Linked DNA regions of Homo sapiens: region 2 is linked to region 1. The links are chromatin contacts, found by Hi-C or POLR2A ChIA-PET in ENCODE. All regions are on one chromosome and are shown on one strand. The core of a region is the stretch at or near the end of the contact, and the rest is flanking DNA. Distances in the headings are between cores, read along the strand shown. Region 1 holds the start of CA14 (carbonic anhydrase 14). Region 2 holds the start of C1orf56 (chromosome 1 open reading frame 56).

What was found. Hi-C counts contacts between places; a loop is a spot of excess contacts on that map. ChIA-PET counts read pairs that join two places held with the same protein, here RNA polymerase II (POLR2A). Pooled maps may share reads with other maps.
Region 2: a loop to region 1 is called in a pooled map, with 2.8 times the contacts of the local background. The contact joins the promoter of C1orf56 here to the promoter of CA14 in region 1. A Hi-C loop is called at or near these places in 1 of 168 maps with a recorded cell type or tissue (CD8-positive, alpha-beta T cell) and 7 of 50 pooled maps. POLR2A ChIA-PET finds 5 or more read pairs at or near these places in 3 of 52 experiments (BJ, PC-9 and activated naive CD4-positive, alpha-beta T cell).

Annotation. Positions count from the first base shown.
Region 1 is chr1:150,256,032-150,259,602 of GRCh38, forward strand. It overlaps CA14 (carbonic anhydrase 14), which reads left to right and starts at 1,743. Exons shown (of 11, transcript NM_012113.3): 1 at 1,743-2,152. The coding sequence starts at 2,098. RefSeq lists an enhancer at 1-627.
Region 2 is chr1:151,046,322-151,049,892 of GRCh38, forward strand. C1orf56 (chromosome 1 open reading frame 56) reads left to right here and starts at 1,430. Exons shown (of 2, transcript NM_017860.5): 1 at 1,430-2,531. The coding sequence starts at 1,527. It overlaps BNIPL (BCL2 interacting protein like), which reads left to right. Exons shown (of 10, transcript NM_138278.4): 10 at 330-1,399. The coding sequence ends at 366. RefSeq lists enhancers at 1,758-1,807, 2,088-2,327.

The DNA of each region.
Region 1 (3,571 bases), core at 493-2,992:
AGCATTTTAAATTAAAATTTAAAAATTCATAGACGAGCCAGGAGGTGGCGCCTGGCAAGACACGCTATCTGCCTTGGAAATCGGAATCTCAGCTCAGCGCTCCAGGGGAACTCTGTTCCGGCAGAGGTCATTCTGTTCAGACCTCTTCTTTCCTACTAAATCTCTTCTTTCATACCAAGATGTCTCTGCTTTCTTTTTTTGTTTCTTTGTGTTAAGTACCCTGATTCCCGGGAAATCTAATTTATACTTCAAGTCTTTTACTCTTCTTAGATGGGATGGATGGGGCTTTGGGGAACCTCAAAACATAAAACTTTCCTGAAGGGGACAAATAACTCAGAGGGTGATAGGAGAAGAAAAAGGGAAATGACATCAGCAAAATGGCTTGGCTTTGCAGATCAATCACAGGGGATAGAAAGGCACAGTGAGCTCCTGTCTCTGCAGGAGCTGATGATCCAGCACATGCATTATTCTGTTCATTTGGCTTTTATCCTGCTCCCTTATTTAGCTTCTGCTCCCTTTGTTTGGCTATTTATTGCTACTCGGCAGGAGCAAGGAGGGCAGAGGGAGCTTCAGATGGGTGCATCCTCCTGGCTGGTGCCTCTGGTGAAGAGCATGGAGGAGAAAGAGGTTTCAATGTCTGGCTTGAAAGTATCTGTGGGTTTCACATTCTCTAACGAGGGATTTAGGATGTACATTCCAATCGGGATTTCCAGTCCCGTGGGGAGCAAACATCAGTTCACATTCCTGAGACGTGCAGCCTCCATGCTCCACGGACGCAGCTCCTTGGTGGCAGGTTTCATTCAGTGCCACATGTCCTGCCTCAGCCCTTTGTTGGGCTGGAAGGAAGACCCTGAGCCCCTCTTCCATCTGGATCACATGGTCTCTCCAGACCCTCCCCTCTCTTTCTCTGGAAACCACCTTTTTCTGATGGTGGTAGTGATTGTTCCTAAAGTCTCTCCTTTCCTCCTGCCCTGGCCTCTCTGCCGGAGGTCAGTGTCCTCTTCAGTGACAAAAGCCGCCCTAGATCTGGGCTCCCTGGAGAGGGAGGTGGCTGGGTCTGGCAGTTACAGCCGCTGTCTCTCCATGGTGCTGCTACACCCCTCCCCCACTGGGCATACAAATGGGCTTTATCCAGCAAACAACGCTCCCTCCCCGCACTCCCCCCACCCCAGGCCACACAGGCACGTGGACCCAGGCCTCACCGTGGGAAGGGGGTGGTGGCAGGCACAGAAGAGATTGCTCCAGATGAGTTCTCCTTGCCTCACTTCTCTTCCTTAGAACTTAGGACACAACTCAGGTTTTAGTTATTGACTTCCTCCACCCCTCCCCTGCACCCTGAGTCCCTAATTCCTTCTTGTTATATATCTCCTAATTCTGGACTCTTCCCATTCCAGGGCAGCTCAGATTATGCAGGGAATTGGGAACAGGTACCCCCACCATCTGCCGCATACCACCCAGGGAGCTGCTCCTCAGAGGAGAAATCAGGCGGGGGGATGAAAATACAGTGTCCTTTTGAGGGGGCTGAGTTGAACCCCAAAGCCCCTTCCTTGACCCTGCCTGCTCCAGGGAACACCCATCTAAACAGCATCTGTGTGACTAGCAGAGGAAGGAAGAGCTCACCCCAGCTGGGCTCCTGAGCCAGGGCCAGGGCTCCAGTGAAACTTGCCGCGCTCCAGCTCCGAGTGGGGCCATCCTGCATGCCTAATTGGCTATTTAAGGAGCTGTTCACCAGCAGCCCAGGCAGCACCCCCGTCCCCACATACACCAGTTCAGAGCCACCTTAAAAGCAGGAGGCAGTTGTAAAGTCGCTGGCCAGCTAGTGGAGTGGAGACTGCAGAGGGAGATAAAGAGAGAGGGCAAAGAGGCAGCAAGAGATTTGTCCTGGGGATCCAGAAACCCATGATACCCTACTGAACACCGAATCCCCTGGAAGCCCACAGAGACAGAGACAGCAAGAGAAGCAGAGATAAATACACTCACGCCAGGAGCTCGCTCGCTCTCTCTCTCTCTCTCTCACTCCTCCCTCCCTCTCTCTCTGCCTGTCCTAGTCCTCTAGTCCTCAAATTCCCAGTCCCCTGCACCCCTTCCTGGGACACTATGTTGTTCTCCGCCCTCCTGCTGGAGGTGATTTGGATCCTGGCTGCAGATGGGGGTAGGTACAACTAAATGTCTGTGTGTGGATTTGTGCTGATGTTCACATGTCGCCAGGTGTGCTTAATGGGGGGAGGAGAGGTGTGAAAGGAAGCCTAGAGGCTGGAATAATAGGCTCAGAGATGAGGAAAAAAGAGTGGGGTGTGGAGGAGACCACTTCCCTTCTTTACCTTTTGTCTCTCCAGCCTTGTTGTTATTGGAGGTCGGGGAGAACTAGCGGCAGGCAGGCAGAGTGTGTACACATGCAAGTGCTGGAATCTCTTTGCAGGCTACAGATTTTCTCCAGAGCTCTTTCCCCCACTGCCCTGGTCCCAGGCAGGACTCCTGGACTTCTTTATTTACAAACTCCTCCAAATAGGGAGTCAAAGAGGCCTGGAGTAAAAAGATGGATAGATGGGGGTAGGGGGAAGAATACTTCCTGCCCAACTCAGACCCTGATCTCCAATTCATCCCCTTTTGGCCAAGATTCCCTCTTCATTCTGTGGAGCGACTAACTCCCCAGTTATCCTCTGAAAGTGGCAGTAAGAGTCAACATTTGTTTGACATTTTACAGTTTACAAAGGACTTTCAGGAGCTCCCAGGAGATGAGGAGGGATTCTTGGGAGAACAGGCTGAAGCGCTCCAGGAGTGTCCCCAGGAACTCCTAGACCTCATTTTTGTGTTTCCTGTGCCTAGCACAGTGTCCAGCACATACTAGGTGTGTAACTGAGGTTTGTGGAAAGAGCAGGGTGAGGTGGGTGTCCAGAGAGCAGAAGGCAAATGCAGAGAGGATGGGGGCAGGCAGGCAGCCAAATGGAGAGTCACAAATCTCATCTGAGGAGAAAGAAAAAAAGAGGGAAAGAGGAGGAAGAGACAGAATAAGTGTGTTGAGGCTCTGACCAGAGTGGACAGGCACCTTTACAGACCAGGGAGTTTGAGTTGTTGGGGGGTCCCACAGATATGGTAAAATGAGAGGCTGCCTCCAGCTCTCCCTTGGGCTAGCAGAATAGGTCAAGGATAAGAGCAGGACATCTCACAAGTTTGAGGAATTTAAGGGAATAAGAGACAGAGAGAGGAAGGAATTTAGGATTTTTCTCCAGAGTTTCTAGTAGTATGAATATTGCAGCATAAACCATGAAGGCCTTCGTTTTCTTCTTGAGGCAGTTTGGCCGTAGGGAGGGGCTGGACCTGCAGACCCTCAGCCTTTGCGTCAGACAGGACTGCACGAGAGCCTGGCATGTGACCCAGCTGGCAGCTCTCTTCTCTACACACAATGCTTCACTTTCATCCTGTCCCTGCCAGCCTGGCTGCCTGTGCCCACCCACCACCCTCAATCTAGAGTAGACCCTGCCCTGACTCCCACCCTTCCCTAACCATCTCAGAATGTAGGGAGCAGAGCCTCCTGGTGATGAGGAGTTTCCTCTAGAGCTAATGGGACCAG
Region 2 (3,571 bases), core at 180-2,679, 790 kb after region 1:
AAGAAATGAAGGACACTACTGCATCCAACAAGAATAAATGAAAAAAAAAAAAAACCTATACATATAAGTGCAGAGGCAATAAGGAATAAAGGAATAATCACAGTGCAGAGGAGATTCAGACTGGCCCTAGAAATTAGGAAGAGATGTGTTGGCAGTGAACAGATGATATCCAGTGGGGGAGAGGGTGTTAGGGAGCAAAAGTGCTAAATGATGACTCAACCCAATCATCTAGCTCTTCCAATTCACCTGGCTTCTCTCCCCAAACCAGAAAATAAAACCCAAGTCCTACCCCCTGAACCACTTCTCTCCTCCCCCTCTCCCTCTCCTAGGCTGGACCGGGATCTCCATGGCTCAGGAGGGACATAGCACAGGACTGGATAAAAGGCCTTAGAACCAGTTAGTGATCTGCCTACACCTGAATCCCTGAAACATCTGAACTGTTTTGTAAATCATCTTATCCCCAACCTCAGTACCACCGGATCTTCACTTCTCAGTGGGATTTTGTCCTTTGCATGACCCTACTTTCAGCAGGGCTTTGAGGCTGGGAAACTGATCTGCTGGGTGACTTTCATTCCAGTTGCTGGGACGGAAGGCTGAATGTAGGGTCATTTTGTATGGGATATGCAGAGCTCTGGGTTTTTTTGTTTTTTGTTTTTTGAGACGGAGTCTCGCTCTGTCGCCAGGCTGGAGTGCAGTGGTGCGATCTCGGCTCACTGCAACCTCCGCCTCCCGGTTCAAGCCATTCTTCTGCCTCAGCCTCAGCGAGTAGCTGAGACTACCGGCGCACGCCACCACGCCCAGCTAATTGTTTTGTATTTTTAGTAGAGACGGGGTTTCACCATGTTGGCCAGGATGGTCTCGATCTCTTGACCTCGTGATCTGCCCGCCTCGGCCTCCCAAAGTGCCGAGATTACAGGTGTGAGCCACCGCGCTCGGCCAGAGCTCTGGGTTTTAATCCTACTTTAGCTGTAGAACCTTGGGCAAATAACTTCATCTTTTTGGGTCCTAATTTTCCTCCTGTCTAACTGGAGGGACTGTGATCCTTCCACCTTGGATGGAAGAGGCTTACCTGACAGCCAGCCTGCCTGCTGGGAGCCAGGAGAGTCAGCTCATTAAATCTTGAAGAACCGCTGTATGCCCTTTTTCCTTCTAAGTCATGTCTGCTGCCTGTGAGCCTGGGAAGGAGTGCTTTCAAAACCTGTATTTTTGCCCTCTTTAGTAAATTTAGAACTGTAGAGGCTAATAAACTGCGATGAGACATTTAAGCTCTGCTCCAAAGAAGTGAACGACTCTTTCACCACCCCTTGCATCCCAAACCTTCGGTTCTGGCAGAGTTCTTGCCGCAGAGGTTCCTTAGGAGCACCCCGCGCGGCCCGCGCGAGCGCGCCTGCGCGTCGAACCCCACCCCCTTCCCCGCGGGCCTCGGTTCAAACGACCCGGTGGGTCTACAGCGGAAGGGAGGGAGCGAAGGTAGGAGGCAGGGCTTGCCTCACTGGCCACCCTCCCAACCCCAAGAGCCCAGCCCCATGGTCCCCGCCGCCGGCGCGCTGCTGTGGGTCCTGCTGCTGAATCTGGGTCCCCGGGCGGCGGGGGCCCAAGGCCTGACCCAGACTCCGACCGAAATGCAGCGGGTCAGTTTACGCTTTGGGGGCCCCATGACCCGCAGCTACCGGAGCACCGCCCGGACTGGTCTTCCCCGGAAGACAAGGATAATCCTAGAGGACGAGAATGATGCCATGGCCGACGCCGACCGCCTGGCTGGACCAGCGGCTGCCGAGCTCTTGGCCGCCACGGTGTCCACCGGCTTTAGCCGGTCGTCCGCCATTAACGAGGAGGATGGGTCTTCAGAAGAGGGGGTTGTGATTAATGCCGGAAAGGATAGCACCAGCAGAGAGCTTCCCAGTGCGACTCCCAATACAGCGGGGAGTTCCAGCACGAGGTTTATAGCCAATAGTCAGGAGCCTGAAATCAGGCTGACTTCAAGCCTGCCGCGCTCCCCCGGGAGGTCTACTGAGGACCTGCCAGGCTCGCAGGCCACCCTGAGCCAGTGGTCCACACCTGGGTCTACCCCGAGCCGGTGGCCGTCACCCTCACCCACAGCCATGCCATCTCCTGAGGATCTGCGGCTGGTGCTGATGCCCTGGGGCCCGTGGCACTGCCACTGCAAGTCGGGCACCATGAGCCGGAGCCGGTCTGGGAAGCTGCACGGCCTTTCCGGGCGCCTTCGAGTTGGGGCGCTGAGCCAGCTCCGCACGGAGCACAAGCCTTGCACCTATCAACAATGTCCCTGCAACCGACTTCGGGAAGAGTGCCCCCTGGACACAAGTCTCTGTACTGACACCAACTGTGCCTCTCAGAGCACCACCAGTACCAGGACCACCACTACCCCCTTCCCCACCATCCACCTCAGAAGCAGTCCCAGCCTGCCACCCGCCAGCCCCTGCCCAGCCCTGGCTTTTTGGAAACGGGTCAGGATTGGCCTGGAGGATATTTGGAATAGCCTCTCTTCAGTGTTCACAGAGATGCAACCAGTAAGTGTTTGGTGATGAGCCAGGGTCTTTGTTGACGGATCTGAAAAGTCCTGGTATCTAAAACCCAGTTGCTAAGCCAGCCAGTGTTGCTTACATGAACTGTTACTGACTTACCTGGTTATTGATTCATAACATGCATTGGTTATTCACATTGTTAGCCATTGATTCCACCTATTATTTATTGAGCAACTACTGGTTGGTCATTAGGTAAAATGTCTTACTGCTCATTAGGTGATTATTGACCAAATAGTTAAGATTGGAAATATTTTTTTTTTTCAAGACAAGAGTTTCACTCTTATTGCCGAGGCTGGAGTGCAATGGCGTGATCCTGGCTCACTGCAACCTCTGCCTCCCAGGTTCAAACAATTCTCCTGCCTCAGCCTCTTGAGTAGCTGGGATTACAGGCACCCACCACCATGCCCGGCTAATTTTTTTTTTTTTTTTAGAAGAGACAGCATTTTACCATGTTGGCCAGGCTGGTCTAGAACTCCTGACCTCAAGTGATCCACCCGCCTCGGCCTCCCAAAGTGCTGGGATTATAGGCATGAGCCACCATGCCTGGTCTTGGAAATTCTCTGTTTTTTTCACAGACAAGATCTCGCTATGTTGCCCAGGCTGGTCTTAAACTCCTGGGCTCAAGCAATTCTCCTGCCTCAGCCTTCCAAAGTGCTGGGATTACAGGCATGAGCTACTGTGCCCCTGACCATAAGACTTTTTTTTCGAGACAGGGTCTCTCATCACTCAGGCTGGAGTGTGGTGGCGCAGTCACAACTCACTGCACCCTCCATCTTCTGGGCTCAAGCAATCCTCCCACCTTAGCCTGCTGAATAGCTGGGACTACAGACGTGCACCACCATGCCTGGCTAACAAGATCTCGCTATGTTGCCCAGGCTGGTCTCCAACTCCTGAGCTCAAGGATCTGCCCACCTTGGCCTTCCAGAATTCTGGGATTACAGACATGAGCCACTGTGCCCGGCCCATAAAGTCTTTTTGATGCACAGATAATTAACAGATATGAAGGATCTTAATCAATTAATAGT